Linked DNA regions of Mus musculus: all the other regions are linked to region 1. Evidence: chromatin loops called from intact Hi-C (ENCODE). Cell type or tissue: heart. All regions are shown on one strand. Each heading gives the region's core, and the rest is flanking DNA. Links, peaks and the distances in the headings are about the cores only. Region 1 holds the start of Dus4l (dihydrouridine synthase 4-like (S. cerevisiae)). Region 2 overlaps Gm40362 (a long non-coding RNA gene). Region 3 overlaps Cog5 (component of oligomeric golgi complex 5).

Region 1 (10,429 bases), core at 807-8,806:
TTACTTTTAAAGGGAATCACAAGGCAGGAAAATGCTGAATAAAAGATTAAAATCACAACTATTAACTCTAACCTTTTTTCCAAGAAAATGAGATTACTGCTAGGAACAATGCTTAAGAAAAACTGACTAATGATAACATGTATTGCTTCAGATATCTCTAGATGAGTGAGTATATAAATACAGTTATATATTCTATAACATGAATCTAATTTTTAATCTAATTTTTATCTAGATATGAATCTAAATTTTGAATAAAAATAGGCAAACACTAACTTATAGGTAGCACTGAAATTCAAGACTTAAAGGTAAAATAAATAGAAAAGGTGTGTTCAAATATACTGGAAAAAGAAATCATGATGTATCTTTTCTAAAATATATATAAGGAATCCATAAACCCTTGAATAAAAAGATAAGGAAAATGAAATGCTAGAAATGAGATACACAGAACCTGCTTAAAGCAAGAGCTATATACTCCTAACCATGTACTGAACTTGTCTATACTCATTACAATACATGCTCCACTAAGGGAAGATGTTTGCTTTAATGCCACCTCTCTCTAGAGCCTGAACAAGGCCAGGCAAGGTCAGGTACTCAATACTGACTGAATGAATCAATCTGTCATCTAAAAGTATCACAGTGCTAAGAGCAAACCAGTCTTAGCTATTCTCACATTCAAACTATTCTTAAACTAAAGTAATAAAACATTACTACTTTGGCCCTAATTCTGAAAACTGCATTTTCTTCCTGTTTGGCAAGTTTTTCTCAGAATTAAGAATCCTTCCCAGAAAATGTAAGTCGATTCACACAGGTTTACCACCAGCAAATATCAAAATGACAGACTTTAACATGGGTAATAAGTCTAGTAAAAAAGGACAACAGAATGTATGCATTAGGCAGAAAATGTAAAAGAAAGACAGATGAAGGTTCAAAGGAAGGCTGGGGGGCAGGTTGATAAAAGGCCTGTAAGACATACAAAATATTCAACACGTATGCTACTTAGCAATCTAAAGCCAAGCAAGAACAGCATCAGTTTTGTGTTCTACAACAATGATCCTAAATCCCTAAATCCCTAAGAAGGGATCTGTCACCCAGCAATATGCTTGACTTAGTCACAATTAGCTTTTAACAGCCAACTGTGACATTTTCAGGAATTTTTTGAGTCAGCTGGTTTTATAAGACAGGTGCCTTTCAAACATTCACTGTAGGGGTATGTACGCCATGGAATACACAAACCAGGCCTTTTCTTATTTTCCAAGAAAGCTGGTTTACCAACACACCTTCCCATGGAGAAGAATCAGAGAGGTCAGAAAAAGCACAGTTCTGTGTTAACAGCCCAGGTGACACAATGAAGGTCCAAGTAAGACAGTGTCACTTAAGAATATCAAGCAACTGACACATTTGGCCATTATCTGAACATGATAATGAGTTGGACTTGATACGTTCATAAGGTAGAATAAACCAAGGAAAACTCCCAAGTTTCTATAATTAATGGAATATTCTTTATCTGATATAAGGAATTCAGTTTTGCATGAAGCTAGATGCCTGAGGCATTAAGTATACAGAGATGAGAAACAAGCCCATGCCTCCAAGAGTCTGACAACTGCACAAAGGGTCAGCACTCAATTAACAAACTACCAACCATAAGAAGCAACACAATCAGAAAAAAGACTCAAGAACAGGAAGAAATTTACATTGTTTAATGTTTTCATAGAATATGTACTACTTGTTCATATGTTGTTCACCAACACAGAAATTCCAGTGCATGGTTAAAATATAGTTCCATAATTCAGAAGAGAAGGATGAATTTGTCTTAGTTTGCTTTTCTGTTGTGATTTAAAAAAAAAAAAAAAAAAAAAAAAAAACAGTGATCTTTGTAGAAGAAAACGCTTATTTTAGCCTACAGGTTACAGTCTATCTATCATTAGGAAAGCAAAGGTACCATGAGAGCTAAAGTTATGGTTTAAATTTTAATTAGTGTGCCTAAGAGAGCCATAAAACAGTCTCAGTTTGAGCTCCTGAAAGGGCCATGTCTAGGTTTGTGGCTATGCAGCAGCAGGGGTCTCTGTCAATGTCCATGGCTCATGTTACCACCAAAGGCCAGGTGGATGTCCCTGGTCTGGGCTGCTGCCTAGGACTACGATGATGTCCAAGGGCTGGCTGAGCAGAGCTGGCCCAGACTCTCACTGGCTGCAGCACTCTGGAGAGTGGACCCCACACCTCACCTGGGCAGCACAACAGAGCTGGCTGTAATGAGCAGTAAGAGCAGAAGAGCTGGCCCCACTTCTTGGCAGCTACAGCACTGGGTGAGCTAACCCGGGCAATGCTAGAGAGCTGGCCCTGCTGGTATGGGTGTTGAAGAACTAGCAGGCTGATCAACTCAACTATCACCCAGGCCCAGATCCAGGACTTTGAGTTGGCCCATACCAACATCTATGAACTGCTGAAGCTTAAGAAGGGGCCAGCCCTACAGATTCAAAACTGCAGGATCTCCATGACACAGGGCAACAGGATATTCAAGAGGCATCCTAGTTAGGATCCAGAATAGATAGTGTAGCAGAAGCCAGAAGCCTCGAACCAGACCAGTGCCTGGTTGCAATGAACATCTGCCAAGTAAAGAAGTGGACAAAGGGGTATGTTGTGATGTTGTGGATACGCCACAGCTTCCACAGCAAGATTTTTTTTTTTTCCTTAGAGAGGAGACTATAAGGGTGAAAGGCAGATACAAAGAAACATGGAAATGATTGGGATTGGGGTACATGATGTGAAATTCAGAAAGAATAAAAAAAGTTATAAGAAAAAAATAAAGAAAATGTCCCATGTGTAGATAGGCCAGTAAGATGGAAGCGATTCCTCATGAGGTTCTCACATCCCAGCTTACTCTACTGTGTGTCAATGACCAACACAGTGATTATATGACTTAGAAAGTGGACAACATAGGTCTGAGAACCCAGGAAGACACCAGAACCTGGGGAGTTGGGTAAAGAAACTCCTGAAGAATGCTTAGAGAAAAAGAAACTGGAAAGAATGACTAAATCAAAAGAGCTAACTGTGTAAAGGAAATGGTGAGTACAATCTCCCATAGACGCGACAGTAAAAGATGAACACAGCTAGCAGATTATTCAGTGGTTGATATTCCAGAATAAATCACATAAGTTATCTCTTTTGTGGTATTCTTATCAGTGAAAAATCAGAAGCTGCTCACAAATTTTCCAACTCTGCACCTGTTCACTGAGCCTATCAACCCTATCTTTAGGCAAATTCTAAAGACAGTGAATTGGTTACTGAACAAAATGATCAAATTTTCAGGTACATTTGGGGAAACTGGAAAGGAATTTAGGAAATTAAATAAATACATATATACATACATACATACATACATACATACATACATACATATATACAAGGGCAGTGGTGGCACAGGTCCTGAATCCCAGCACTTGGAAGGCAGAGGCAGGTGAATCTCTGAGTTCTAGACCAGCCTAGTCTACGAATTAAATTCCAGGACAGCCAGAGCTACAACAGAGAAACCCTGTCTTGAAAAATAAACAAATAGTGTGGGATCCTTATATCATATAACAAATTACTTCAAGGAAAGAGCCAAGCTTTTACAAGTTTAAATAGGATAAGAAGCAGAAGTGCCCATCTGACTTACTTCCAAGGAACCAATGAGGACCTCTGCAAAGTGATTTTAACATTATAGAATGGGAGTGTTTGGATTCTAGACAGGAATAAACTCCACAGCACAAAGGAAGGGAATGTCCTTAAAACAAAGGGCTTTATTTAATTGCTGAGACTTTACTTAATTGTATTTGAAACCACAGAAGGAAAAAAGCAAGCATAGTTTTAAGTTCAGTTTAAGCTCAAAGGCTGGACAGCTATTAAACACACACACACACACACACTCGTTTCAGGATTTTGAAACTTGGTTAAATTTAAATTTCAATTAAGACACAAAGATGAGGTGCATCAGGCAGAAACTCTAAGAATATACCACAACCTAACTCTGAAAAACATCACTAGTCTTGACAAGATATAAAATATCTATTAAAAAGATATAAAATATTCAACAATCAGGGAAAACACCATAATTTAAATTTCAGTTTGATCCTTTAAGCCACTCTTATGTGGAAAATTAAAAAAAAAAATCTGTTCCTACTGTATGCAGAATACTGCTTTTAACTCTGTGGAATATAAAAAGAGGTTCCTATGCTTGGCTTGGTAGCCTTTGATCCCAGCAGGTGGTAGACAGAAGCAGGTGTATCTCTGTGAGTTCAAGGCTAGACTGACTGATCTACAGGGAGTTCCAAAACAGTCAGGGTTTCATAGAGTAACCCTGTCTCAAAAACAAGGGGGAAGGGGATTGGGGAGGAGGAGGCGCAAGGGCCTCGGAAGCAATTAAGGTGATAAATGCAAACGCTTTTAATAGATGAAAGAACTTAGTGTCAACTAGAGAAAAGATGGGATGATTAAGGCCTAATACCTTTAGCAAACTGAATTTTGTTCTGTCTCTCAGATTGAGCATTAATACAACCGAACTTGACTTTCAAGCGTACTATACTATAGAAAGGTATATAGTTAATTTACTTGGGATAATTTCTCTTCAAACTACCAGTAATCCTGACTTCAGTACTCGACATGTATGGATAACAGAGGCACCTGCATAGCCCAAGAACTGAACACGGAAATTTCCAACTCCACATTTTGCATCCTCCATCCCTTTCCTTAAGCAGCGAGCGGTCTGTCACCTAGGGTGAGTTCACACTTCTGGGCACGGACAGTGCAATCCTTGGTCAGGAACTGAGCAGCAGTAGCGGCTATCAGCCCCGACCACGTCGTGCAGGAACTACAGCGATGTCCCGGGCGCATCATGATCCAGTGCAAACCCCAGCAACTAGACACCAGGTGTTTTCCCCAAGACACCCACGGGAAGAGAGGAACACGTTCCCCGTGAAACTGGGGGACCAGGACAATCCCGGACGCCAGGGGGCCGGGCGGAGGGGAGTGGCCAAGTCCAGACAGGAAAACTTTGTGCAAAGTGACCGGTAGGATTCTCGGACTCTGCGCAAGGCAGGGCGACCCAGGCCGGGCCACCGTCCGACGCCTTACCGTCCTGCAGGATCGCCTGCACGGTCGCCGCCACTACTGCGGAACCCGAAGCCCCACGGCCTGCTACGGAAATTGTGCTGTCTCCACCTTCCATGTTGGCAAGTGCCGGGTTGATGACGTCTTGCAATCGCCCCGCCCTCCAAGTGACGCAGAATCAAGGCGCCGCCCCACCTGCCCGGCCCGGGTTGCGTTTGGGAACCTAAGTACTACAATCCTACGTGCAAGGAAAGACAGGTCGCCGCCGGGGCCTTCTCCCATTCCGCTCCGGACGCAGCCACCGCGCCGATCTCCAACGCAAGTATTGGGCCTGAGAACTCCGGCGTGGGGAAGAGGCTCTTGGGAGCGTCACGGCCCTCCTCGCCCAACACGTGGGAGCTTAGGGCTGCTCAGCCTTACCTAGTCCCCGCCTGGAGTGGCAAGCCCGGGTAGCAGGCAGTATATGCTGGGGAAGAATAGTTGTTAAGCTCTGCCCTTAAAAATAAAAACGTTTAAATATTCGTAACTATTTATTGAGTTGGTCTGGAGCTACTCTGCATTTTGCATTCCCTTAACATCGCCTCAGAAGATTTTTCCCTCCTGTGTTTGACCTCAGTCACGATGCGGTAGCGAGAGGCAGCGCGCCTAGAGTTGCATTAGATTTCAGTATGCATAGTTTACGAAACTACTTTGTTTGTAATAATCATACACGACGAATAGCATTATCTGAATTACAGGATGATTTTCTTTCCTTAGCTTTCTTGTTTTTCACAAAAAAAAGATTGACTTTAGTCTACATATTAATATGCAATAAAGTTTTTAACGCCCACTATACATACCAGCACAAGTTTTCAAAAAAAAAAAAATTCACTTATATTTTAAAAGGAATTCTAGGTGTAGAAGCACATATTACCAAAATATTATGTCCGGTGCTGCATGCTTTGGAGAACTTTAAAACAAAATATTGATACCTTCATCCCATAAGTTCAGAGAGCTGTTTTTGGTCTTGGATGTGACTTAAGCATTTTTATTCCTAAAAGTTTCTGCATCCTAATTTACTATCAAGATTGAAAGCTATAGCTTATTCAAGAAATTCATACTGAAGCAGACTTTGCCATTTAGTCTGGCCACAAGAATGAGTAAGAGCAAAATCATGCTTTAGAAAGTCAGTCATGACGCCATTGCCGATCACCACCTCCTAGTGTGTACCAGTTCTGTAATGTGTAAGATTCTTCCCTCCTTTGCAAATAGTCTCTTAGTGGTTTACTCCGTGTTTATTCCTCATATCGACATAGCCCATCTCTGACTTAGCTTAATTACGCTCCCATTTTCCTCTGAACAGTGTTGACACTTCCAAAGATTTCTTGCAAGCCATGACATCCTTCAGTATATTGGCCTTGTGTTCATTTAGCCTACTGCCAAACATTAAAGACTGAATTTTGAACAACTAGCCTTTTATAGAGTTAGCTTTTATCTGGCAATAGATTACAAAGGCCAAAATGGAATATAAAAACAAAAACTATGAAGTCAAAAGCTTTAAGTACAACATGAAAAATATTAAACAATTTTATCACTTGTACTTTGGGCATAAAAGTTATTTACGGTGCACTTACTTGGTAATAACTGAATATCTTCACTGGTAATAAATTTAGATTATTTAAAATAATAAAGTTGTTTCTGCCTTCTGATTCACAAAAAAACTAGAATAAAAGTATCAGAGTTTCTTTTTTAAGTTGTATGTGTATGTATGTAGATGAATATATGTGTGTGCTACAAGTCCCCTCAGAGGCCAGAGGTGTAGGACCCCCTGAAACTGAGCATAGAAGTACCATGATCCTCCCAATGTGGGTGCTAGAAACTGAACTCAGATCCTCTGCAAGAATAGTCCATACTCCTAACCACTGAGCAATCTCTCTAGCCCCAAAATACCAGGATTTGTTTTGAAATACGAGTTTCTATTACTGCCACCTAACTTTCCTTTTTTTCGGTTTGTCTATCATACAAAGTATTTTATGGGAAGCAATTAAAGCCAGATCCCTTGGTTTAATCATGAAAGTAAAATGCATGAAATTAAAAACGAATCTGAAGTTGGGTATGGAGGCACACCAGGGTAATCCCAGCACCGGCAAGGTTAGGTTAGCAACTATGTAAGCTAGCCTGGTATATAGCAAGATCCTGTCTCAAAAAATAAGCAAAAAAGTAACAATCAAATCATCACATGACACACACAGGGAAAACCTAGTGGTTTCCCATATCGTCTTTGAAAACTACTCTGTGCAGTTTTTCACATTTATTGATCCTGTAAGTAGAGGCAGAATTTGGGAAGATATTCTTTTATTGATAAGGGGGAAAGAAACTCAAATTATTTCTGAGTACACAAGCTCATGAAAGATGAAATTACAAGAATAATAGTTTTGGGTTTGTTTGGTTTTTTTTTTTTTTTTTCCAATACTGAAATTTAAACCCAGGGTCTGCCACATGCAGCAAGTATCCTCCCATACAACAGCTATGTGACCAGCCCAGTGATGGGGATTCCAAATACTGAAATGCATAATTCTCTTTGCAGACTGTCTTTTTCAGACTTGAAACTAACCTGTACACATGAGAAGTGACTCCTTACCAACCACAATATGTCAAGAAAGAAAAAAAGACCCGATAGAAATGTTTCATTCTGGACAGCTGGTAAAAGTCTGTGCCCCGATGGTTCGATATTCAAAGTAAGTATTGTTAAATTATTAATAAGCCAATATTTAGCTTCCCTTAGATGTACCCAGTTTTGTACATTTTTCACCACACATAGTATGGTGACTCACCTGCAAAGGCTTTTCAAACCCCTAGCTTTGGAATCGTGATTTAGAATGGGATCCCAGTGCTGTCACTCTGCTGGTATATTTGTGACCTTAAGTAGATCATTTCTCCATGCTTTTTTTTTCTCCCAGAGAGTCTTATGTATCTCAGGCTACCTAAAACCTGCTGTGTGGCTGAAGGCCTAATCCTCTCCCTCCATATCCCAAGTGCTGGCATTAAAGGCATATGTCATCATGACTAGCTCAGTTAATGCTGGGATCAAACCCAGAGCCTCATGGGTGTTAGCCAAGCACTGTACCAAGTGAGCTACATCCCTAGCCCAACACCTACAAAAATGGTAATGTATTAGCATACATTAGGTATTAAATAGATATAAATGTGCACGCACGGTTTTTTTTTTTTTGGGAATATGTATCTTGGGCTACATATTGAGACTTTATCTCCAAAAGAGACAAAACCAATAAATAAACTTATTTCCCTTATTTTTAACTGTCAAGGTTTATGTATCTATGCAGCATTGAGTGTCTGATTTTTTAAAGCTGAAGCTCTGAACCCCTTAAGCAGTAATTCTTCATTCCTCACACTTCCAACCCCTAGGAACTATTACTTTGCTTCTTTCCCTAGGAATTTGACTATTCTAGATGCCTCATGTGGTTGAGCCTTGTCTTTTTGAGAATAACTAGTTTCCCTTAGCATTTTGAAAATTGTTTCAAGGTCCATTCACATAGTGCCATATGCCAGCCTTTCCTTCCTTGTGTAAAAGTGAATAGGTAGTCTACTAGGTATTGTACATACTACATTTGTTTCTCTTTTCATTGGTTGGTAAACATTTGGATTGCTTCTACCTTTTGGCTATTTCAAGTAATGCTGCTATGGACATAAGAATTTAAATATCTCAGACCATTTCAGTTTGGGCGGAGCTATGTAGTCAAGTGGATCACATGTTAAGCCTGCGTTGTTCAGAGGAAAAGTGCTGTTTTCCATTAGGGCTGCACCTTGCCTACTCCCCTGCTGCACACAAGGGTTCCAGTTCTTCCCACCTTTGACAATGTTTTTCATCTAATTCTGCTTTTTTACTCACTATACCCACTCCACTGGGTGACAAGTAGAACCCTCTGTGATTGGCTTTGCATTCCTTAGTGACTAATAATGTTGAACATCTTTTTGCTTCCTGGCTATTTCTTTATGTTCATTATAGAAATGTTTATTGAAATGCTCGGCCCATTTTTGGCTTGGTTTTGAGGTTTTTCATTTGTTTCCTGTGGACTATTGAGGGGTCTGCATATTCCAGGTGCTACTCCTTTGTGGCTTGCCAGTGTTTCCTCCTGGTGTGGAACTTGCTCTTTCATCTTCTTAATGGTACTAAGTAAAGCATAGTATTTATATTTGTGTAGATTGTGTTTCAGATGTAAAGTATTTAAAAAAAAAAACATTTTGTTTTGTATGTGCCTGTCTGACTGTCTGTCTGACTGACTGACTGTGGAAGAGGGAGGACAGGGGACATGTGTGCTACTTATTTCATTCTCTCATATGGAGGTCAGAGATCAACTTACATGTCAGTTCTAGGGATCTGGGTTGAGTTGTCAGGCTTACTTAGCAAGCACTTTTACCCACTGAGCCATCCTCCCCACTAGTATTGTATTTTTAATTTTATATATGTAAGTTCATTAAGAGTTCTTAAAAACATAGCTAATTTTTTTTTATACTGAGCTTGTGTCTTATAAACTTGTTGAGCTCACTTATAAAGTTCTTTAAATGTCTTGGGATTGTCTACATGAACAATCATGTCATCTATAAAACTGGACAATCTTTTCCATGCTTTACTGTGCTAGCTAAAAGTTCTCACTATGTTGACAAGGGTGAGAACAAACATCCAATTCTTTTCCTCCTTTGTTTTGTTTTGTATTTTGGGGGTGAGGGGACAAGGTTTCTCTGTGTAGCCCTGTCTGTCCTGGAACTCAATCTGTAGACTATGCTGGCCTCAAACTCAGAGATCCGCCTGCCTCTGCCTCCCAAGTGCTGGGATTAAAGGCGTGCGCCACCACCACCCAGCCCACATAGGATTTCTGATGAATGGCCTTCATCAAATGAAGGAAGCTCCCTAAAGTTCTGCCTTTCTAAGACTTTTCAATATTGTATAAGAATATCTTGTCTAATGCTATTTTTATATCAGTTGATACAGCCATCATTTTTACATTCACTAGCACGTTCTTTAGTATCTAATAGAGTATACTGGCTGATTTTGTATATTGGACCCTGTGATACAATCAGCTATTCTGACACTGCTCCATCAGAGAGAAAAGGAAAGCATCAGCTCATCACTATCAGCTTTACATCTTGGTTCTCAGCTTGGCTTCCATTTCCATCTGGGAGATAGGAGACGTTCCTTGTTAGTGTGGACAGAGGGGAGAGTCCTAGTTCCCTTTGGAACAGGTGCCTCCTAAGCTGCAGGGTAGGGCTAAGGTCCTGGCTTTCTACTAGGCCTCCCTTTACAAGGCATCCAGCAAGGAAGGAGAGGTGCCTTGTTACTATTTTTGCT
Region 2 (10,429 bases), core at 1,521-9,520, 150 kb after region 1:
CCAGGAAGCTAAAGGGCTACTAGGAGAGATGTGGAGATCCACGTCCTTTGCTTCGTCAGCTTCCGGACCCTTAAGCTGAGGCACTAGGCCCTCCGTCAGCTCCTCCTCAGTCACATATTCAGCAATCCTTTACCTGGTACCTGTTTTATAACTGGCACAGAGGCTATGGACTGGGCATCTGCGGAACCGTAAACAAAACAGATACACTCTCCGTTCTAATGAAATTTATACTTTAATGTGGGAAATGATTAACAGAGAAGCAAACATACTAAGAAAAGCAATCATCCTTCCGTATCCACAGAGATCGGCCTAGGAACTACAGGTGTGCACCGCCACGCCCCGCAGCCTGGACTTTACATCGTCTCTGTATTAATGACAGTACCCAACACAGTGGACAGGTTGTGAGATTAATTACACTGCATTTTTAAGGAAAACTGATAAGTCTGTGGGTTGAATACATATACAACTTTTTTCAAACATTAAGGCTTTTTAATTGACATAATTGTACATGTTTACAAGGTACTGTATATTTTAATATATGTAAACAACATATTGATCAGATCATGGCAAATGGTGTTTCTTCCTGTAGAAAACATTCACTTTCCTCCCTGGACAGGCTGGGGCTTAGCTCAGTAGTCAATGCTTTGCATATACAAGGCCCTGGGTTCAATTTCCAGCACTGTAAAGAAACAAAACAAAAATATTCCCCTTGAGATAATATAATAAATTAATTGCTATCAATGATACTACCATGCAATGCAAAAAATTCAACTATTTATACCTGTGGCTGCAGAAGCCAAGGCCCTGCAGGTCAGACTAGTTACTGTGGAAGTGCCTTAGATGGGAGATATTTGGCAGAGATACAAAGTATCAGAGGAGAGACTAACAGGGAGAATCAGCACACACAGCCCCGGGCAGGTTTTAAGCAGAACCACCAGCATGGACTTTGAAGGCATGACATAATGCAGTTTGCTGCAGGGGGTATTGTCTCGAACCCGAGTGTAGCAAGAGACAAGGAAGTCAAGAAGGTTGCCAGAGTATGGCCTACAACATCTAAAAGCATACTTTTCAAGACAGGGTTTCTCTGTGTAGCCCTGGCTGTCTTGGAACTCACTCTGTAGACTAGGCTGGTCTTGAACTCAGAGATCCACCAGCCTCTGCCTCCTGAGTGCTGGGATTAAAATTGAACACCACCACACCCAGCTATAGGGAGCATTTTAAACAGAAAAAAATATAATCAGCTATCCTGCTTGTTTGTCTGTTTATGGTTGTTTGTTTGTTTGTTTGTTTTTGCAACAGGGTTTCTCGGTGTAGCCTTGGCATTCACTCTATAGACCAGGCTGGCCTTGAACTCGAGATCCTTCGGAGTGGTGGGGTCATCAAACCCCGCCAGATTTACATTTCTAAAAAGGGTTTTCTGAGAAGTGCAGGTTGGTTTATTTTTATGTGCAGGGCACTTTCTCCAAAGGCTACAAGAGAACCTACCATTTTAGTTCTCAGTAGAAACTAGATGGCAAGGGGGTAGGGGCTAGAATTCCTTTGCTATCTGGGCGTCTGAAGGCAGGACCAGGAAGAAGCTGATTGTAAAGGTTCGGGATGTATGAGAGACACATTTAGAAGCTCTCACGGATCAGGCTTAGTGTTGAGGAAGAAGTGGAATTAAGATAATTGCTCCTTGCTTTGGGATCTGACTGAGTAACTAAATGCATGGTAATTATTGAAACTGAGAACACTGCAGAGGGATAGCGTGGGACACTGCACTTCTAGAAGTTCTGTTTAGGGAGACATATGGATGCCAGTTAGTCACAAATAACGGCTGGAAGACATTTGTCAAAAAAAAAAAAAAAAAAAAAAAAAAAAAAAAAAAACCATGTAGTCACATAGCACTTAGGATGGATTTGATTAGGTTACAACAATAAACATGTGCACACACGGGGGCAGGGGGAAGAAGAGGAAGAGGGAGAGGGGGAGGGGGAGGGGGAGGGAGAGGAAGAGGAAGAGGAAGAAAAAGAGGGAGGAAGAGGGAGAGGGAGAGGGAGGAGGAGGGGAGGGGGAGGGGAGGGGGAGGGGAGGGGGAGGAAGAGGGAGAGGGAAGGGAGGGGGAGGAAGAGGGAGAGGGAAGGGGAGGGGGAGGAAGAGGGAGAGGGAGGGGGGGGAGGGAGAGGGGGAGGGGAGAGGGAGGGGGAGGGGGAGGAAGAGGGAGAGGGAGGGGAAGGGGGAGGAAGAGGGGGAGGAGGAGGGGGAGGGGGAGAGGGAGAGGGAGAGGGAGAGGGAGAGGGAGAGGGAGAGGGAGAGGGAGAGGGAGAGGGAGAGGGAGAGGGACAGGAACAGGGACAGGGACAGGGACAGGGACAGGGACAGGGAGAGGGAGAGGGAGAGGGAGAGGGAGAGAGACTGACTGACTGCTGGGATAGGGCTCCTCCATGCCCTGCCCCAGCACTCCAGGCTATTTTAATCTTAGATATCCACATTTCAGCACATGACCACATCGGTATTCATGGAAGCAAGCAGATCTGGAAGGAAGGGGAAGGGGCAACACAGGGTTTCCATTCCTATTTCTGGAACTAAAGGAAAGGACACACATAAATATAATCTTTCAAATGTTCTGAAAGAGAAGAACCAGAAATCTTAGAGAGCACAAATAACGTTGAGCATGACACTTTACGTACCATGACTATCTCCAGAGAGCCCCGTGCTTCAGTTTGTCTGTTTCAGAAGGGTAGGGGACTCAAAAACCTTAAATCCTCATTTTGGGTGTGTTAAGTTAAAGATGTGTTTATACAAATAAAGTGTCAAGTAAGCAACTAAAAGACCTGGGGTGTGTGTGTGTGTGTGTGTGTGTGTGTGTGTGTGTGTGTGCATGCCTTTGATTCCAGCATTTGGGATGCAGAGGCAGGAGGATCTCTAAATTCAAGATCAGTCTGGTCTACAAAGTGAGTTCCAGGACCACCAGGGCTGCACAGAGAAACCCTGTCTTGAAAAACCAAACTAAACAAACAAAAACAAAAACAAAAGAGCAGCTATCTTAGATAGGGTTCCCATTGCTGTGAAGAGACACCATGACCAAGGCAACTCTTTCAGAGGAAAACATTTAGGTGGGGCTGGTTTACAGTTCAGAGGCTCAGTCCATTGTCATCATGGTGGAAAGCATGGCAGCATCCAGGCTAACATGGTGCTGGAGAAGGAGCTGAGAGTTCTCTATCTTGATCCACAGGAAGCAGGAAGAGACAGTGAGCCACATTGGGCATAGCTTGAGCACAGGAGATCTCAAAGCCTGCCCCTACAGTGATATACTTCCTTCAACAAGGCCATATCCCCGAAATAGTGCCACTCCCTATGGAGCAAGTATTCAAACACATGAGGCTATGGGGGCCACACCTATTGAAACCATTACAACAGCTAAATTAAAAAGCCAGGGGAGATGTGAATTTGGGAGATGGAGAGGAGAGTGTGCAGTCTAGGGCTCTAGGCTGAATAAGACTGCTACAGGAAAATATTTCATAGACAACTATAAGAGTACTCTGCACGAGCCCTGCAGACAAGCTTAACTAAAGGGTGGTGCGGAAAGTAGAAGAGAAGAAATAATCAGATGGAATGAGAAAATGGAGAGAAAAATTCTTTAAACTAAGGAAAGGAACTGTAAGGTAGGTGTTTCAGCTCCCATCAAGGAAGCCCCTCTATTTGTGCAAGAAGTTCCACTCCTTTCCTGTGTTAAGTTCATCATTCTGTTCTGAGCCAAATCTGTTAGTGCATGGGCACCTCTCCTCCCGGAAGTCATTTCCCCAGCCAGCCCTCAGGAAATCATAAGATTCTAGGCACACTAGCATCGCTCTGTCCTTTCAGCAGCCACGTCCTTCAACACCTTTGCACTTAGCTCTTCCTCTAACCTAACTTCTTGAAGTTTTTAAGCAAAGACTATGGATTTCTTATTTCCCAGGTCGCATCTTCCCAACAAGACATTCTCTGCCCAGAGCATACATATGCATTCGCCATCCTGTGCCATGGCTGCTCTATGCCACAGTGCTCTACTCTAAGCATGGTCTGTGCTTTACCCTACATGACCTGCTCTAAGCACTTCAGAGCATAGAACCTGTCCGAAATTGTTGTGTGAACAGTGTCAGTTTTACCCCACTAGGAAGCAAGTTACAAAATAGATGTGATACTATAATCCCAAAAAAAGGCAGGTGAGGGCAGGAGAAACATGAGTTTGAGGTCAGCTTAGGGGCTACACAAAGAGATCCTTCCTCAAAGGCAAACCAAAAATAAATGAAAGCAAGTTTCTAGAGGCTGCAAAGCTTAATAGTGGGTAGAGGGTGAAAGCTGGGAACACAAGAAGCAGTTGTTTTCTCCCAAGGGGGAGAGGGTCACCATTTCAGCAATTCTGAGATGCTGTGTTGGAAGGAGGATTGTGGAGAGCATGAGAAAACAGCATTTGAGTAAGCTGGCAAGGTTCTGACTGTGACCGCAGCAGCACAGTCAGAGGGTCTGACTCATGAAGTCTCCCCAGTCACTGTCCTGGGTGCCCGCCTGCTAACTCTGTCATCACAACCTGTCCGTGCATCTGGAGCAGTATCGTACCTAGCCAGAGTTCTATCACAGGGCCTGCAACAGTGTCAGACACACAGCAAACAGTCAGTAAATCCCGAGTAAAGGAGTAATCAGGAAAGACAACGGCTATACAAAAACCACTGGTTTTCAAGAGGGGACTTTTCCAAATCATACCTTATCAGCAAAATAAACATCAAACAAAACCCAAAAAACAAAAACCAAGAAGGTTTCTGCAAAACACAAGCCCAAGGATAACTGTATCCACACAGGGGCCTTGAGTCACAAATCAGAACAAAACTTTACTGTCTTATGCTTTACCGTCTTAGTTTGGGGGGAGAGTACAGAAAACTTATATGTAGATACGAACATTAATTAGTACTACTGCAGTTTTGTTTCCTTATAATTTCCAATTTTTTGACTACAGAATCTTGGGATATTTTATTTACCCATGGGCTGGTGCCACCTAGTGGACATTATCTCCTTAAACAGGTTTGAGTCTAGAAATTTTTTATTTACCTGAGAAAGGAAATGATGGGGACTATGGCTAGTTAAAGTCACTGGTCAATTTCACTTCCTAAAGTCCCCTGCAGACCGAGACGATCATCTCTACTTGAAAGACAAAGAGACTTAAGACAAGGAGACGTTTGGGAAGTTTCCAAGATCAGTCAGAGAGACACTGCAGAGCCAAACTCTCACCACTGTACCCACAGCTCTACAGCAGCAAGTCACCTGTGCAATTAAAGAAGCCAGCATTATGTATCTGTATAAGGGAGGCAAGCAGATGGTGGTGTGCTTTAGTGCCCTGGAGATGAGACTCAAACACCAACAGGTTTCCAAGGAAGCAGTTTGTTTATCTCCACCTACGTGCCTGAATCTAATGCTAATCACCCACTGGAAGTCTTATAATACCATAAAACTGGACGTTGGGGATGGCAAGATGGCTTAGTGGGTAAAGGTTCTTACTTGCCTTTCAGCCCTGGAGACCTGAGTTTGATCCCTAGAAGCCACATTAGAGTGGAAAGAGAACCGACTTACTCTACAAATTGTTCTCTAGCTTCCATACATGACCTGAGGTTCATGCACACATGTAATAATAAATAACTTTTTAAAGCTGGGTGTGAAGATATCAACATTCAGATTTGGGAAAGCCATAAAAGTTCAGTCTTTAACATGAAGATTACACATCAGTACAGCCACCATAAACACACAGCTATGACTGCCTTACCTATACCTTGCTGATGCTGTAGGTGGCTGCTGTGTCATTATATTCTATCCTGACTTCATCAGTATGCATCTCTAACAACTCATGCACCATTACTGCTTAAGAAAAGAATGCAGGCTGGAGTGATGGCTCAGCGGTTAAGAGCACTGGCTGCTCTTCCAGAGGTCCTGAGTTCAATTCCCAGCAACCACGTGGTGGCTCACAACTATCTGTAATGGATCCGATGCCCTCTTCTGGTGTGTCCTTAGACAGCTACAGTGTACTCACATACATAAAGCAAATAAATAAATCTTAAAAAATGAAGAAGAAGAAGAAAAGAAGAAGAAGAAGAAGAAGAAGAAGAAGAAGAAGAAGAAGAAGAAGAAGAAGAAGAAGAAGAAGAAGAAGAAGGCGGCATTTGCCGGGCAGTGGTGGTGCACGCCTTTAATCCCAGCATTTGGGAGGCAGAGGCAGGCGGATTTCTGAGTTCGAGGCCAGCCTGGTCTACAGGGTGAGTTCCAGGACAGACAGCCAGGGCTACACAGAGAAACCCTGTCTCGGGAAAACAAAAACAAAAACAAACAAACAAAAAACAGAGAGGAGAGAGAAAATAATGCATTTCTGATATTTTCTAGCATATATGTGTTTAAAATGTCTCCAATGTTTTCATGCCCATCTCCTATGGCATCCAGAGACTAAAGCTTCAAGTACTGCATTTAGTTCTAAATCTCTTGAGTTTCATTAACCTAGAAAAGTTTCCCAATCCTTTTTCTTCTATAAAACCAGATTTAAAAAAAAAAACAAGGTATGATAATAGCAGTGCAGCTAGATGATCATTTAGGGATTCACAGAGAAGTATGACCAATGGCACGGAGGGAAGGATGCTGTAAAGCACCAGGCATGACCACTTAGTCTCAATGTTAATTTGCAGCCACCTGAGCAGAATCCATTAGACAGAGTTACACTACATATGTTCTTAATTCTAGAGCTCTGCTTAAAATTTACATTTCTTTTAAACTCCCCTCAATTAAGTCCATGTGATGAGTTCATCTTATTCAAATATATGAATGAAAAGTTCAACTTGAATGCTGGGCACCATGGTGCATGCAGATCTCTTGAGTTTGAGGTCAGCCTGGTCTACACAGTGAGTTTCCAGGACAGCCAGGGCTACACAGAGAACCCTGTCTCAAAAAAAAAAAAAAAAAAAAACCCACCCCCCCTGTAGTGGCTATTTCTGGTTGTCAACTTGACTATCTCTGGAATGAACTACAATCCAGAATTGGAAGGCTCACCTGTGACCCTAATCTGGAGGCTGGGAGATAGAAGTTTCTGATCTGGATCTTGGTATGGAGATCTTGAGGCATAGTGGCTATGGATTCCAGAAGATTAAGACTGGGAGATCCCTGAGTTCAAAGTCATCTGGGATTAAAGGTGTGGTGGCACACACCTTTAATCTTGGCTACACCTCCTCTCTCTCCCTCTCTCTTCCTCCCTCCCTCCATGCCTCCCTCCCTCCTTCGCCTGCTTGCCGTGAGGGACTGAGCAACTGCTAGATCCTTGGACTTCTATTCACAGCTGCTACTGACCATTGTTGGGAGTTGGACTGCAGACTAAGTCATCAATAAATTCCTTTACTATATAGAGACTGCCCATAAGTTCTGTGACTCTAGAGAACCCTAATACACCCCCCAAATCGAACTAAAATATAAACCCATAACACTCAAAATTGTACAGAATAAAACAAGGATGCTATTCTAGAATCCCAGTGCAGTGGGTGTGTGTGGTACTGCATGCATATAGTCTCAGCACCTCAGAGGTGGAGGCACATGGTCAAAGTCAACCTTGGCCACAAAGCAGATCTGATGGGGGATAGCCTGCCTGTGCAAGATCCTATCTCCAAAACAAAACATGCTACCAGTCGCCTCAATTCATTTTATTCAGGAATAACATTTGCTGTGGTTTGAATGCTTCTGTCTCCCCCAAATTCATATGTCAAAACCTAATTGGCGTTATATCAGTATTAGGAGGTGGGGATAAGGGGAGATACTTGGGTTACGATAAAATTACAGAGACACCAGAAAGATACCTTTCCTCTTACAAGAGTAAAGATAATTGTCAGACTCCACTTACGAACCAAAAAATCAGCTCTAGCCAGACACTAAACCTTGGGATTTTCATCCTTTAGAACTTTGAGAAAGAAACTTTAAGTTTATAATTCACCCAATCTTATCATATTTTGTGATAACACCAAATAGACTGAGATGATCACGATTAAGGGCACAGGTACTTACCGCCCCCTACACTTTCATGGGTAGATAAGCAGCACCGTTCCTATAGCAGCAGGTGCACTATAAACGCAGCAGTCTCTGCCCCACTTCTACTCTAGCAATACAAGGCGCCTGACTTCCCCTGCCGAGCTCTTGTGTCTGCTGACAACTAAAACAGATGACTCAGCTGGAGATCAGTGGGAAACTGGATGGTCTGGGGAGAAAGGCTATGAGAAAAATTCTTTACGGCAGCTTTATTGTCTTTGGTTCCATGTTTCAGGTGCTTTATCATTCTTGATCCTTCAAACTATGGGCTGAGTGGCTTCTGGCTGTGAGGGACACCTGGAGGGAGGCACTTTAAGGGAGGAGCCTAAAGGCATAGTAAAGAGGGGGATACTATCGGTGGAAAGGTCTAAGCAGTGGGGGAGGTGAGGGGCAGATTGCAGATATGTGGGGAGAATTACCTGGGACAAAGGGAATATAAAGAAGCAATATAGGAGCTGGAGAGATGGCTCAGCCATTAAAGGCTAGGCTCACAACCAAAAATATAAGAAGCTATATAGAAGACCACAATCATATAACCCAAATTAAACACACGCACACACACACACACACACACTGAAGGGAGTTACAATACAGGCTCTTGTTAGTCCTCTTGGTTGCTCACAAGATCAGATTGCAGAAGACACCACACACCTTGGTTGCCAGGTACAAAAAAAAGCAATATGGAACTGAATTGGAAACCTCATCCCTGTTGGCTAGCTTTTGAAGGCACTACTGGGAAATGTATGAACTAAGACATCCTGTCGAGCCTTACCTGCCTGTGCAATAGTGGCATGACTGCTGTTGGGCTCTCTGGTTATATTTGAGGCCTGTTCCACAGAAGGGAATGACCCATGCCTGGCACGATAAACCCCACTTAATGACACAGGTCTGTGGAGTCACAGGCCCAGAGGAGGGACTTATTGTTGTCATTTAAGGAAACTGACATAGCATTAAACTACCTTCTGAATATGTTCATACCTACTTGAAGCCTTATTCAGAGAACCCTCTCCTCACAATGAACGGCACCAAGTGCAAGAGACTCATGGCTTCCCAAAATACCGAGAATAAGTCACAGCTGTGGTCTCAGCCCTAAGCAAGATATTTATATCACCCACTCTAAGGCTCAGGCAACCTTGCAGAAGGGGTATGCTGGAAGACAGGATGAAGGTCTGTGAAATTCTATACTCTCGTTGATACAACCACTACAATCATTAACCCTCAACTATAGTGTTACTTCAAGACTACCCCTGTCTACAGTTATAAAATGGAAGGGCTCATGTGGCCCTACTCTTTACTACTGAACTACTGGGTAGAGACAGAGTCTGGGAAAGGAGGGATTACTGCTTTCAGTTGTGTGCCTACCTCTGAGTCCACCAGTCTCCAACCCACAGTGCCAAATCCATGTTCACAGGCATAGCCCTTGTTAAAACCAATGGGCAACAAAATAAGATGTATGGACATGAATGTTAGAGATTTGTGGAGAGCAACGGGATGGACAGGGATGGTAGAAAGATGTGAGAGGCTGAGGATGAGAGTGGTCTGCAATTATTTGCATATGTGTATAAGTTGTGTAAGAACACATTTAAATAAAAATTACATGAACATTTTCTATTACCATTTTATTCAAATTCATACAATAAAATAGTGCAATTTTTAAAAAGGTCATTTATTTATTATGTATAAAGCATTCTGCCTGCATGTATGCCTGCAGTCCAGAAGAGGGCACTAGATCCCATTACAGATGGTTGTGAGCCACCTTGTGGTTGCTAGGAATTGAACTCAGGACCTCTGGAAGAGCAGCCAGTGCTCATAACTACTGAGCCATTTTTTCAGCCTTAGTACAATATTTAATGTGACTAGTTGTAGTGGATATTCCTGGTTGTCAACTTGACTATATCTGGAGTGAACTACAATCCAGAATTGGAAGGTTCACTTGTGATCCTATCTGGAAGCTGGGAGATACAAATTTCTGGATCTTGGCATGGAGATCTTGAGGCATAGTGGCTATGAATCTCAGAAGATCTGAGCCACACCTTCTGCTGGCAACCTACATAAGGACATTGGAAGAAGGAAGATTCGCTCTTTCTTCTTTGCCTGCTTGCCTTGTGGGACTAAACAACTGCTAGATCCTTGGACTTCCATTCACAGCTGCTGCTGACCATTGTTGGTTGTTGGACTGCAGACTGTAAGTCTTCAACAAATTCCCCTAAAAAAGAGACTACCCATAAGTTCTGTGACTCTGGAGAGCCCTGGCTAATACAGTGGCTCACAGCCATCTGTTGAGACAACCAGTCTCAAAAGACCTGATGCCTTCTTCTGGCTTCCACGAGCACTGCATGCATGTGGTGCATAAACACACACAAGCAGT
Region 3 (10,429 bases), core at 1-8,000, 270 kb before region 1:
AGATGGACTCCCCAACTCCAGGCTTGCTGAAGAGCAGGACTATGCCTAGTTTGTTTTGGTGCTTTGGTGCTTATGCAAATTGAACTTATATAACAGAATGTGGCCTTTACTGATATGGGTGGGTTAAGATACTAACTATACATAGGTGGACCTGAATATATTACAACTTTCTGTATCTATACAAATCTCACATTGCTATGTTGTTTAAGTTATCCCATTCCATAGCCAGTTTTGGAGACAAGGTCTCATCTTAGGGCAGGTTGGCCTTGAACCTTCTGTGGTGCTCAGGTTTGCCTCTATGTAGAGATCCATCTGCCTGAGTTTTCTAAATGCTAGGAGTACTGGGCTGAACAGGCTGCCCTCCTCTACTAGCTCTTGTTGTTCAGTTAGCTTTCAGGCCTGAACTATAGCCCACTCCATTTTAGTTTCCTAGGTCTATACTTCTAGGCAAGAAATGAGATGATCAAATTTGTTAAAAAGTGAATCTAGAAGAGTGAAGGAGCGAAGGACACGTATGGGGTCTGTAGACGTTAACTGCTATGAAGGAGATATGCTGGTTATGACTTCTTTTGTGGGGCGTAGAGGTTGGCTTTGTAAAGATGTTTTCAGTTGCATATATGAGGTTTCCTACTAAGTGTAGTGGCAGAAGCTGGTAAAGACACATCAGGTAAGGGGCAGTGAAGGTTTCAGTCAAATGCAAGATTTTTAAATTTCTGTCTTAGATACTTTATAACCTCAGTCTAATTTTGTTAATTCTCTAGCTATGACTTCACACCTATGGACTCTTCTGCGGTCTATGTTTTGAGTAGTATGGCTCGTCAGCGCCGTGCATCTCTGTCTTGTGGAGGAGGACCTGGTACTGGTCAAGAGTTTTCGGGATCTGAATTCAGTAAAAGCTGTGGTTCACCTGGATCATCACAGCTCTCTTCTAGTTCTTTGTATGCTAAAGCTGTCAAAAGCCACAGCTCAGGGACTGTGAGTGCCACTTCTCCTAATAAGTGCAAAAGACCAATGAATGCCTTCATGCTTTTTGCCAAAAAATACAGAGTTGAATATACTCAGATGTATCCAGGGAAAGATAACAGGTAAATAAAATAGTAATGACTGCAACTCTTGACTTGTCAGGGCAGTTCACAGTAACTGTGCCTGCAAAATAAACTCCTTCAGTGTCGTTTGTTGATTTCTTCCCATTTTCTTATGTTGACTTTACATATATAGTTTTTATAATATATAGATTGTACTATGAGCTGCTATGTGGGTGCCAGGATATGAACCTGGGTCCTCTGGAAGAGCAGAGCAGTCAGTGCTTTTAACTGCTGAGCCATTTCTCCAGCTCCTCAAAGAAGTAATTCTAATACTACCTACATTTTAGAAAGAAGCTTTGCATTCCAAGTGCATCTTTAAGAGTTGATGTGTTTGTACAGAATAGCCTTGTCCTAGTATTTGGTGATTTCTTTAGAACTGGAATTGAGGGTAGCTAGGGCTAAGTAGTGAGACCCTGTAATTTTTTTAATTCACATTGGAGTAGTCTCTGGTCAGGAATATATTATAGTTTAGCAGAAAACATACTTCTAAAATGTAAAAGCATTTTAAGAATGACTTACCCCCCCCCCCCAGGTCATCTTAGAGACTTCCTGACAGATGGGGCATGTGTTTCTCTTTTCATACCTGTCTGGTACTTGCTTATTAAATGTGTCCTCTGACATCTAGAAATGGTACTTGTGTTCTTGTATTATATTAAAAAGACTTTGTAAACACTGGAATGCCAATAGCTCTCTGGGTTTACTTTAATTCTGGAGGAAAGGTCTTTCTTAAGAGTAGCTGTCTCATTTCCACTTTTTTGTTTTTCTATTTTAGGATCTATTTATCAAAGATAACTCCCATATAACTCATAACTCTCACTTTCCATTGCATTTTTGTATTGTTTGTATATGAGTAACACATTAACGGGAAATGAGTCAAATGGACCTTTTTCCAAATCAAAAACCAGTTTGGGTTTTTTTTTCTTCTATAGAGGTAGATCTTTATTCCATGAATAAGGAAGTTTTTTCTTAGGGGCAGAATGTAGACATATAGAAAGCTATTAGGCCAGTTGGCATATACATTAATGAGGTTGAAACTTAAGCGAGGAAGGAGTCTAGACTGAATCATAGCGCACCTCACACTGCCCGCCATGTTTAACCTAAGAGAAAACATCAAGAATGCATCAGCACCCCATTTGAAACATTCTAACTCTGGGGGACTGAGACTGCTATGTGTCTATTCCTGTGGTTTAGATGGCAGATATGTCAGCTATTTTATGCTATCTTTAATCAGAAACTGTATAAGTTGGTTTTAAATAAAATATAGCACATTCAATTGTTTGATGTGTTGGACTTCACAAGACAAAGCGCTTTCTCTACATTTTAGTTGTGGCTCCTGTGCCCCTGAAGCATCACTGTCTTCTTTCTCAGGAGGCTCTTGTGTGCTACCGTGTCACTGCTAATAGTTTTGGTATCTGAATGACTAGGAAAACAGGGAAATAGTCTGAAGTTTGTACAGTAATGTGTCCTATCAACTTTGACTCCCTCTTACCCTTTTGGATTTATTCCAGTGTCTTGTGTTAAGTACAAATCTGACCTAAAATGTACTTTTAAAAAGATCACTAGACATAAACTCTAAAGCAAAGATAGTCTTTCTTACTTGGCTTGCACTGCATGGGGGGAGTAAAGCTTTTATTATCATAACCACAATAGCTTTGCACACAAAATAAGTTTTAATACAAGTTGAATGCCCCACGCTGCTGACACTGAACTTTCCTTTGGAAAATTGCCAGTTTTCTGGCAATTTTGGATGTTTTAGAACAATTGTAAATACTATCATTATTCCACCAACTGATAAATGGATGCATATGCCAGGATTTCGTTGAAATGACCATGGTAGTCTTGATCTTTCCCCTTCTGTTTTTTTTTTTTTTTTTTTTTTTTACATTTCTCCCCAAAGTAGTAGCAGCTGCTACACATTTTATGAAACTTTACATTATGTAAATATTTACTTTGCAGAGCCATAAGTGTGATCCTTGGTGACAGGTGGAAAAAAATGAAGAACGAAGAAAGGAGGATGTACACATTAGAAGCAAAGGCTTTGGCTGAAGAACAAAAGCGTTTAAATCCTGACTGTTGGAAAAGGAAAAGAACCAACTCAGTAAGTGTTAGTAGTAACAGAAGTCCTGATCTGATGCTCTGTGTGTTCTTGTGCCATGATGGCAGGCAGAGTCTTAAAGATCCCTCACCATTATTATACTTCAAACCTAATACTGGAGTCTGCCTTTTCTATCAAGAACCACTTGAGTAGTACAGCAAGCAGATTTTCTCAAGCTAGCTGAAGAATGCCCCAAGTGCTGAGGAAGTTTTAGAGTATACTACTAGTAGTCTGGTTAAAAGATGGACATCATTAACTCATTACAGTAGAAGATCTTTAGTTTTTGGTAACATCCTTGCAGGCTTCTGCTATAGGCAGAAACTAGGAGACACAGGAAGGATGAGAAAGAAGTTTCACAATGCTGTCTTTGGCTGGTAGACGCCATTCTTATAACTGTTCTTTACTTGAATAGCATCCTTTATGTTTACATTTTAGATTATTTAGCACAAAATACATAGGATAGACTAGAATAAACTTATGTATTATTTTTTTAAAATGAAGATTATTGGAACGGTAATCAGAAAGAAGGCTTATTAAGGGTGTTTAGCCAATCCTATATAATTTGTAGGTTAAATGGCTCAGGGATTTATTTTAAAGTAGGGTCAGCCACCAGATGAACTGTAGTGTAGAGATTTGTTCTGTGTTTTTTGGTGTATATGTGTGTGAGTCGAGGTTTCATAAGTAGCCCAGGCTGGCCTCAAACTTGCTTTTGTCTCCAAGGATGACCTTCACCTTCTGATGCTTCCGCCTCCAACCCTTGCGGTCCTTTCAGGGATTACAGCTATGCAATACAAGCTCAGGTTCTGTGTATGTGTACATTCAAGTCACAGAACAAACTCAAGTGTTGGTCTTGCCGCCTTTTATTTAGTGCAGGGGTTTGAACCCAAGGTTCTGTGCTTAAAGGCAAAGTATATCTATGGAACCACACAGCCATTCCCTACAAATTCTCTAATGTCTGGAACTTCATTTGGGACATTAGCACTTTTCTGTGCATGCTGGTCTCACATTTGTTTAAATTTTCCAGATACTTAAGCTATGAGCCATTAGGAAACTGAGAACCAATTATTTTGTTTCCACAGGGCTCTCAACAGCATTAAACCTGATGCTTGTGTTTGTAAGTCTGCATCTGCATAAGTACTGACTCTGGATGGAAAAGCTTGGAAGACCTTGGTCTCACCATTTGTCTACATTTGTGTGACCATAAAATGCTGGGAGCATTGAGTTTTGTAATGATTTAATGGGTGAGGATTGCTTTCTCCATTAGAGCATTAAGCTATAACTATCAACATTGTAAACCAAATTGCCTTATTTTCCTTCCAAACTTCATATATCTATCAGGTAATATAGGCTTGAAAATTGATATCCTGTGGTGCTAAAGTACAGTAGAAAGATGTGTATACGTTTTATTTTAAATTGTACGAAGGGGAATTTAAAAATACGTAACTGCTGTTTATACATCAGCTCCTTACTGCTTATTAATCTGTATTGTACCCACGATATCAGGAGTGAAGCAGACGCTGGCCTTTCCATGAATAGCCACCACATGGCCCAGCATCTCTGCCAAACACAGTTGCTTCTAGTCTGGCCAGTGCCAAGAGACAACATAACATGGCAGGTGGATGGTGTCGGTGTCATTGTCTCAGCTCAAAGAGCCACCTGCTTCAGATACCATGGGCATGTGCTGAGTGGATGCACCAGGGGGCAGCACAGCTCCATGATTCCCAGTGGGGCCCAAGCCAGGCCAAGGTGCAGTCAGTTAATAGCATTGGGACAGTCATTGTAATGGTGCTGTTACCAGTCGACACCATTGTGTTTGACCGCGTTCCTGTCTCCTCAGCCACATACCCTCATCTGTGCTGTCAGTGTGTCTCTGGTGGGGCAGACTTTGCACTTACTGCAGTGCACCACTTGCACTTTACTCCCTCCGGCTTCTGAGACAGAGCAAGTACTTCAGCAGTCCTGCTGCTCTTGCTCTGAGCTACAATCATGGCTTCTCATGTTACTTACCAAGTGAGAGTTTTGGTTAGTAATCACAGCTGTAAAATTGATTTACACTTGTTAAACATATTGCCCCTCAATTTTGCACACTATATTCTTGTATATTATTTCAAATAAAAGGAAAAAAAAGGTCTGTCTTTGATTTCTGGTTGACTGAATTCATGATACCTATCAGTATAATCTGATTGGCAGATGGAAAACAAATTCTTGATAAAACTGAGTTCTGGTGTTATAAGTAGGTTTCTGGTGGGGTTTTAAAAATTAAAGAATGTTAACAATGGAGTAAAGACTAAAAAATAAGGCCCTGAGTGCCTGTTTCTAGTAAAATGACTGTAAAGAAACCCTGACTTCATTTAAAGCTGTAGTTAGATCCAGTAAAGAGCATTTAGCAGTGTGTCTGCCTCAGCCTTGGGCTCCGCCATAGTTACTGGGCTTGACTACATGCCCACATCACTTTGGGGTAGAGTGGCTCTGTCAGGTGTATACTCCTCAACTCCCTGCCGATGTGACTTCTTTCACTGGTTCGTTATGTGCTTAACACTAAAGAAAGTGGCAGGCTGGGAGGATACTGTCCCTTCATAAGCAGTGAAAATAATGAGCCAACTATGACAGCAAGTAAAATAGCCTTCCTCCATCGTCTGAGAAGGGGAACATAGGTAGCTTTATGAAAAAGCCATGTGGGTGCTATGTGAAGGCTGAGATGCTTGAGCTATTCTGACATTTAAAGAAAAAGTGCTGGAGGTAACAGAAAGAGGAAGGACAGAAAATCAACCATGATCTTTAGTTGTAGTTGCCACCTTTGGACGGGTCTGTTCATGGAGACTGCAAGTCACTGAAGAGCAGACATAGCCTTTTGAAGCAGCTGAACCATAATGGGATAAACTGGTGCAAATTCTTTACCGTCCCTGCTTCTCACTGACTGAACATAAGCTTCCAGGGCTCCCCTGTAAATGCAAAAGAAAACTGTCATAAGTCCAACAGTTTTGATAGCACCGATATGGAAACAAGACCGTCTGTTCCTGGAACAGCACAGTGCCACAGACCAGTGTCAACAGCCTTTACACGTGCATTAGAGCTACAGTGGCTGTGCCAGGTGAGTGGTGCAGTATGGCCGATTTCAGTCTTCATCTCAGTATGTGCTCCTTTCCTTTGTCCTGAAGGCACGTGAAAGAATGCACATAGCTGTGTCTCCCCCAGAGCTCAGCTAGGGGAGAAAAAGCCTTGGACACACATGCTCAGACAGACCCTTTGCGCACATAGTAAAACAGACAGGGCAGCCTACAGCTACAGCATTTTCGGGTTTTTAGTTTTTGGTAGGTTTTATGATGGAAAGTCTGAACTTAGTTAAGTACTTCCATGTGTTGCTGTGCCGTTGCTTTGATAATCTTTGGTTTGTACTAGGGACAGGAGACAGCAAATGGCAGCAGCATTCATGGCCCTTGGCTTGCTCCTTTATACCTAAGGTCATTTCCTTCCCACCACCACAGCAGAGCTGTAGGGAAGCTACAAGGCTACAACAGTGGTCTCCATGAGAAGACGTGTGTATGTTCGCCAAGTAAAGCTAAGAGTGGTTTGTAGTTTGTACTTCTTTATAAAGTCCCCACTGTTCTGCATACATACTCATTGCACGTCCCATTTAGCAATTCTGTTTATTCCCAAACACTAGAAATAGCCAGTGTTGTTCAGATGTGTTCTTTATTTGTGTCCATCTGTCTTTTAGACATTTTAAGTAACATTGCTTCTAGGTGTCGTTTGGTCAGCTACCAAATGCTTGGCATCGTTCTGTTCCTCTTTCCATCATGGAGCCCAGGGAACTGGTTCCCTTCAAACTCTCATTCCCATTTACATGGGATCAGTTACAAGGTCCTCAAACTCACCCCACCTATTTCACATCTGGCCCCCTGCCGACCACCTTGTTTCCCTTAAATGCTTTCTGTCTTGTTTGTAAAGCTGCTAGCTGGGTCTCTAGCATCACCTGCCCTTCACTGTTTGCAAGAGGAAGTCCCCAGGCAACCCAGCTTTGTTGGAAACAACTATGCAGCCCTTTATGCCACTTTGGGCTTCAGGGCAGTCTAGTGTAGCATGAAAAAGACCCACTTTGTACTTCACTTGCTGCAGCTAAGGCCAGCATCCAATCAGGGAAGAAATGGAAATAGTATATTTCTCCCTCAGATAGGAGTTGGCAGAGAACCTGTTTGGTTTTGACCATGCACATATCTTACAATTAAAGAAATGAGTTCATCTGCACACTTACTCTTATCTGTGGGACGAATGCCCTTTCTTGTGTTCTCCCTAGACGGCTCTTTATCATTTAGGGCTCAGCTTTAAAAATTTCCTCTGTCATAAAACCCTAACACTAGGTAGCAAAAAATTACCCTGGAGTCACAGATATGAAAATCCTGACTACAGAGTACCGAGCATTTTGAAATTCCTGAAGGCTGTGTTCAGGATATGAGGGAGTATGGACAGGCCATTACTAAGCCAACTTCTCCAATTAGATATAATCCTGTTACTGGTCATGTGCGTAGCCTCAAGTCCCATATAATGAGTAATCCTAGCTACTGACAGAAGTCAGTGCTCTTAGCATCCTTTTGTGGGATGGTCCAATGTCAGGTAGCAGAACCAACCCTTAAGGACTTACTTCTCTCTGTATTTTTTAATAAATTTGAAAATTGTTTCTTTGCCAATTGGCATACCAGCTTAGGCAGTTGCTCCAACTCCACAAATGTCTTCAAAGCCAGGCTGAAAAGGGCTCAACCATCTTGAAGCAGTTGGGTATGTGTGCATGCACATGTGCACACACATGTACATTTTCCAGTCTTAAGAAATAAGTGGAAAATCTTAGAAACTAATGTTCCATAGTGGACACACTGTTCTATTTACAAAGTGCACTTAAAAAAAAAACACTCTGCATTTGTAGAGCTAAGCATATAAATTATACATCACATTGAAGGAAGTTTAGAAGTAAGTTTGGTTAGATTTTTCTTTTGATATTCATCAAGAACACCATTAGAATGACAGTGAGAAAACAGATTAAGCAGCCCTCCCACATAAAATCAAGAGCAGGATTTGTAAGCATTTATTAAATTACTTCATTTGCTTCAGGAAAACATTAGCTTTCTTGGAAGTCAGGCAAGCATTATGTAAGAGGTTTGTAACCACACAAGACTGCTGAAGTTACCCTGACATAGGAAAAAGCAATGGGTTTAATACTAAAGGATTGGCCTGGGTTCATAGGTCACACTGTTAGGTGACACACCAAATAGGTGTTTTACAATTTGTCAGGCATTAAAAACTTCATTGTGATTAGTACTAAAATTATAAGTGAATTTTAAGGCATTTAAGATTTTAGAAACAGACAAGCTGGGAGAATAAGACCTAGCCTATGAGTTCTGGATAATGGCAAGATGGCTAGGGGGCCAAGGATTCATACGGTTCCAAGTGTTTTCTGTAACAATGGATAAAAATACCATTAGGCACTAGTGAAGGCTAAATGGTTTCAACCTATGTGTCCTCAAAGGGCAACAATATGATGCATTGCTCTCCCCTGCAAATACCATGATAAGCAGATTTATATCTTGTTTGTAAGATACACAGGCAGATCCAACCATTTCCGCAGAGCCCGGGAATTTTTGTATCCAAACTGACATTTTGTCTTCAGTAAGTGCATGGTCTGAGCCAGGTGGGCACCTCTGCTCCCAAGCCCACATGTTGGGGGCATCTGGTAGCTGAGCTGCTGCAGCCCCCAACTTCCTCCCTGGCCTGGGTCAGTGATTGCTCTGCCTTTAATGTCAAGTTCACTGTTAGCCAGGCAGAAGAGAACTCGCCTTGGCAGTCTCAGCAGCAGCACTCTACTGTTCCACACTCCCCACTGCTAACAGCCTAACAGATGGGAGGAGCAGAGCGAGGCCCCACCAAGAAGCTAAAGGAGATGCTGACATCTGAGACCACCACTTGCCCTGGGTCTATCTATAGGGAGAGAATCATCCATCTTTGGTAGGCAGGATCAAAACACTTTTGAGTAACGTGTAAGAACACACACCCTCTAAGACAAAAGGTTTACTCTCGCTAAGAGGCAGGGTGTTGTGACAGTAGTTTCTGTGGACCCCCCAGGCAGGCTTCGAGCAGGAAGGTTCTGGGGTCTGGTGTGTGTGTGTAAGACAGGGGTGTAGGGGGTGGGGAGTGGCTGGGACTAGGCAGTATTTATGAGTAGCGCTTTCACTTGCTGAATGTGAGCTTAGCAACAGCATCACTGATGACATCACCCAGGAGACATTTTTAAAAAGAAGCAGAAGAAAACAGATTTGTGATCACAAACCCACAGCAAGACAGCCATATAGATGAACTCATTTCAAGGCCTGCTGAATCGTTTCCTACTATCAGCTATATTGATAATGTAAATTGATAAACTCAGGCTGAGTGCATATTTGGGACTCAGAAAAGAAGGCACAGAGACACTGCAAATTGAAACCCAAATGTCCTGACTACATCCTAACCCTGTTCCATGAGCAGGTTTAACTAGGCCTAGATACTGACAGGAAGCTCAGTGCTCAACATTTCTCTTGTACGGGTCAGCTTCTTAGTGAGAAAAGATAAGGAACAATAGAACCCGGGCTCATCTTCCTTATCCCACACAGGTTACTAGAAGCCACACACCTGTGGCTCACCTTCTTCAGTGAAATCCTTTACCTAACTGAGGCTCAGATGAGTTAGTGGGCCTGCCTTATCCATACACCTAGATTGCCAGGGTAGAGAATGCATTCAGGGGTTATAGCAATGGTAACTGATATTAGACAACCAGGTGGACAGGAGCTGACTGAGGACTTACTCGTTTTCTAGTGTGGCTGGTTCAGTGATGGTGGCCTCCCGTGACAGGGTATCTAGGAATATAGGGTGTTTGAGGGGTGATTAAATTAAAACATTTGAGGTTGAGGTTTCTGTGGTATATTTGAATGCAGATGCCTGACAGCAAGTCTGCTGGCCTAAGACTCCATTCAAGTGAGTTCCATACCTGAGCCTATTGGGAGGAGTAGGAGTGTGTGTGTGTGTGTGTGTGTGTGTGTGTGTGTGTGTGTGTGTGTCTATTGGGAGGAGTAGGAGTGTGTGTGTGTGTGTGTGTGTGTGTGTGTGTGTGTGTGTCTAAAAGAGGCATGTGTCTGCACTAGCTCTCCTGGGTGCAAAAAAACTAGAAACAAAATGTGGACCATGACATTTAACAAATGGACAAAAAGAAGCAAGTCAGCAGCTGGAA

What was found. Peaks named below come from ENCODE experiments on the same cell type or tissue, not always from the same donor. Only the 100,000 strongest peaks of a DNase experiment are listed, where the experiment ranks them.
Region 2: a loop joins it to region 1, with 2.6 times the contacts of the local background. A loop is called at or near these places in 14 of 42 quality-filtered maps.
Region 3: it touches region 1 in a loop (2.3-fold over the local background); 9 of 42 quality-filtered maps call a loop at or near these places.

Annotation. Positions count from the first base shown.
Region 1 is chr12:31,649,661-31,660,089 of GRCm38, reverse strand. It overlaps Dus4l (dihydrouridine synthase 4-like (S. cerevisiae)), which reads left to right and starts at 5,264. Exons shown (of 7, transcript NM_028002.2): 1 at 5,264-5,400; 2 at 7,649-7,799. The coding sequence starts at 7,684. Cog5 (component of oligomeric golgi complex 5) reads right to left here and starts at 5,221. Exons shown (of 23, transcript NM_001163126.1): 1 at 5,107-5,221. The coding sequence starts at 5,200. In heart, for the core only: a CTCF peak has its summit at 4,991; a DNase peak (open chromatin) is centred at 5,249; H3K4me3 peaks cover 2,452 bases; H3K27ac peaks cover 1,614 bases.
Region 2 is chr12:31,502,754-31,513,182 of GRCm38, reverse strand. Gm40362 (a long non-coding RNA gene) reads right to left here. Exons shown (of 2, transcript XR_872643.3): 2 at 214-679. Among named protein-coding and RNA genes, the nearest start is that of Gm40362, 8.3 kb to the right of the region's middle. In heart, for the core only: a CTCF peak has its summit at 5,019 (motif pointing left); no DNase peak of the experiment used is centred there.
Region 3 is chr12:31,921,338-31,931,766 of GRCm38, reverse strand. It overlaps Cog5 (component of oligomeric golgi complex 5), which reads right to left. Exons shown (of 23, transcript NM_001163126.1): 22 at 5,976-6,122. The coding sequence ends at 6,008. It overlaps Hbp1 (high mobility group box transcription factor 1), which reads left to right. Exons shown (of 11, transcript NM_153198.3): 9 at 762-1,085; 10 at 3,042-3,183; 11 at 4,260-5,312. The coding sequence ends at 4,277. Among named protein-coding and RNA genes, the nearest start is that of Hbp1, 24 kb to the left of the region's middle. In heart, for the core only: a CTCF peak has its summit at 4,872 (motif pointing right); a DNase peak (open chromatin) is centred at 4,806.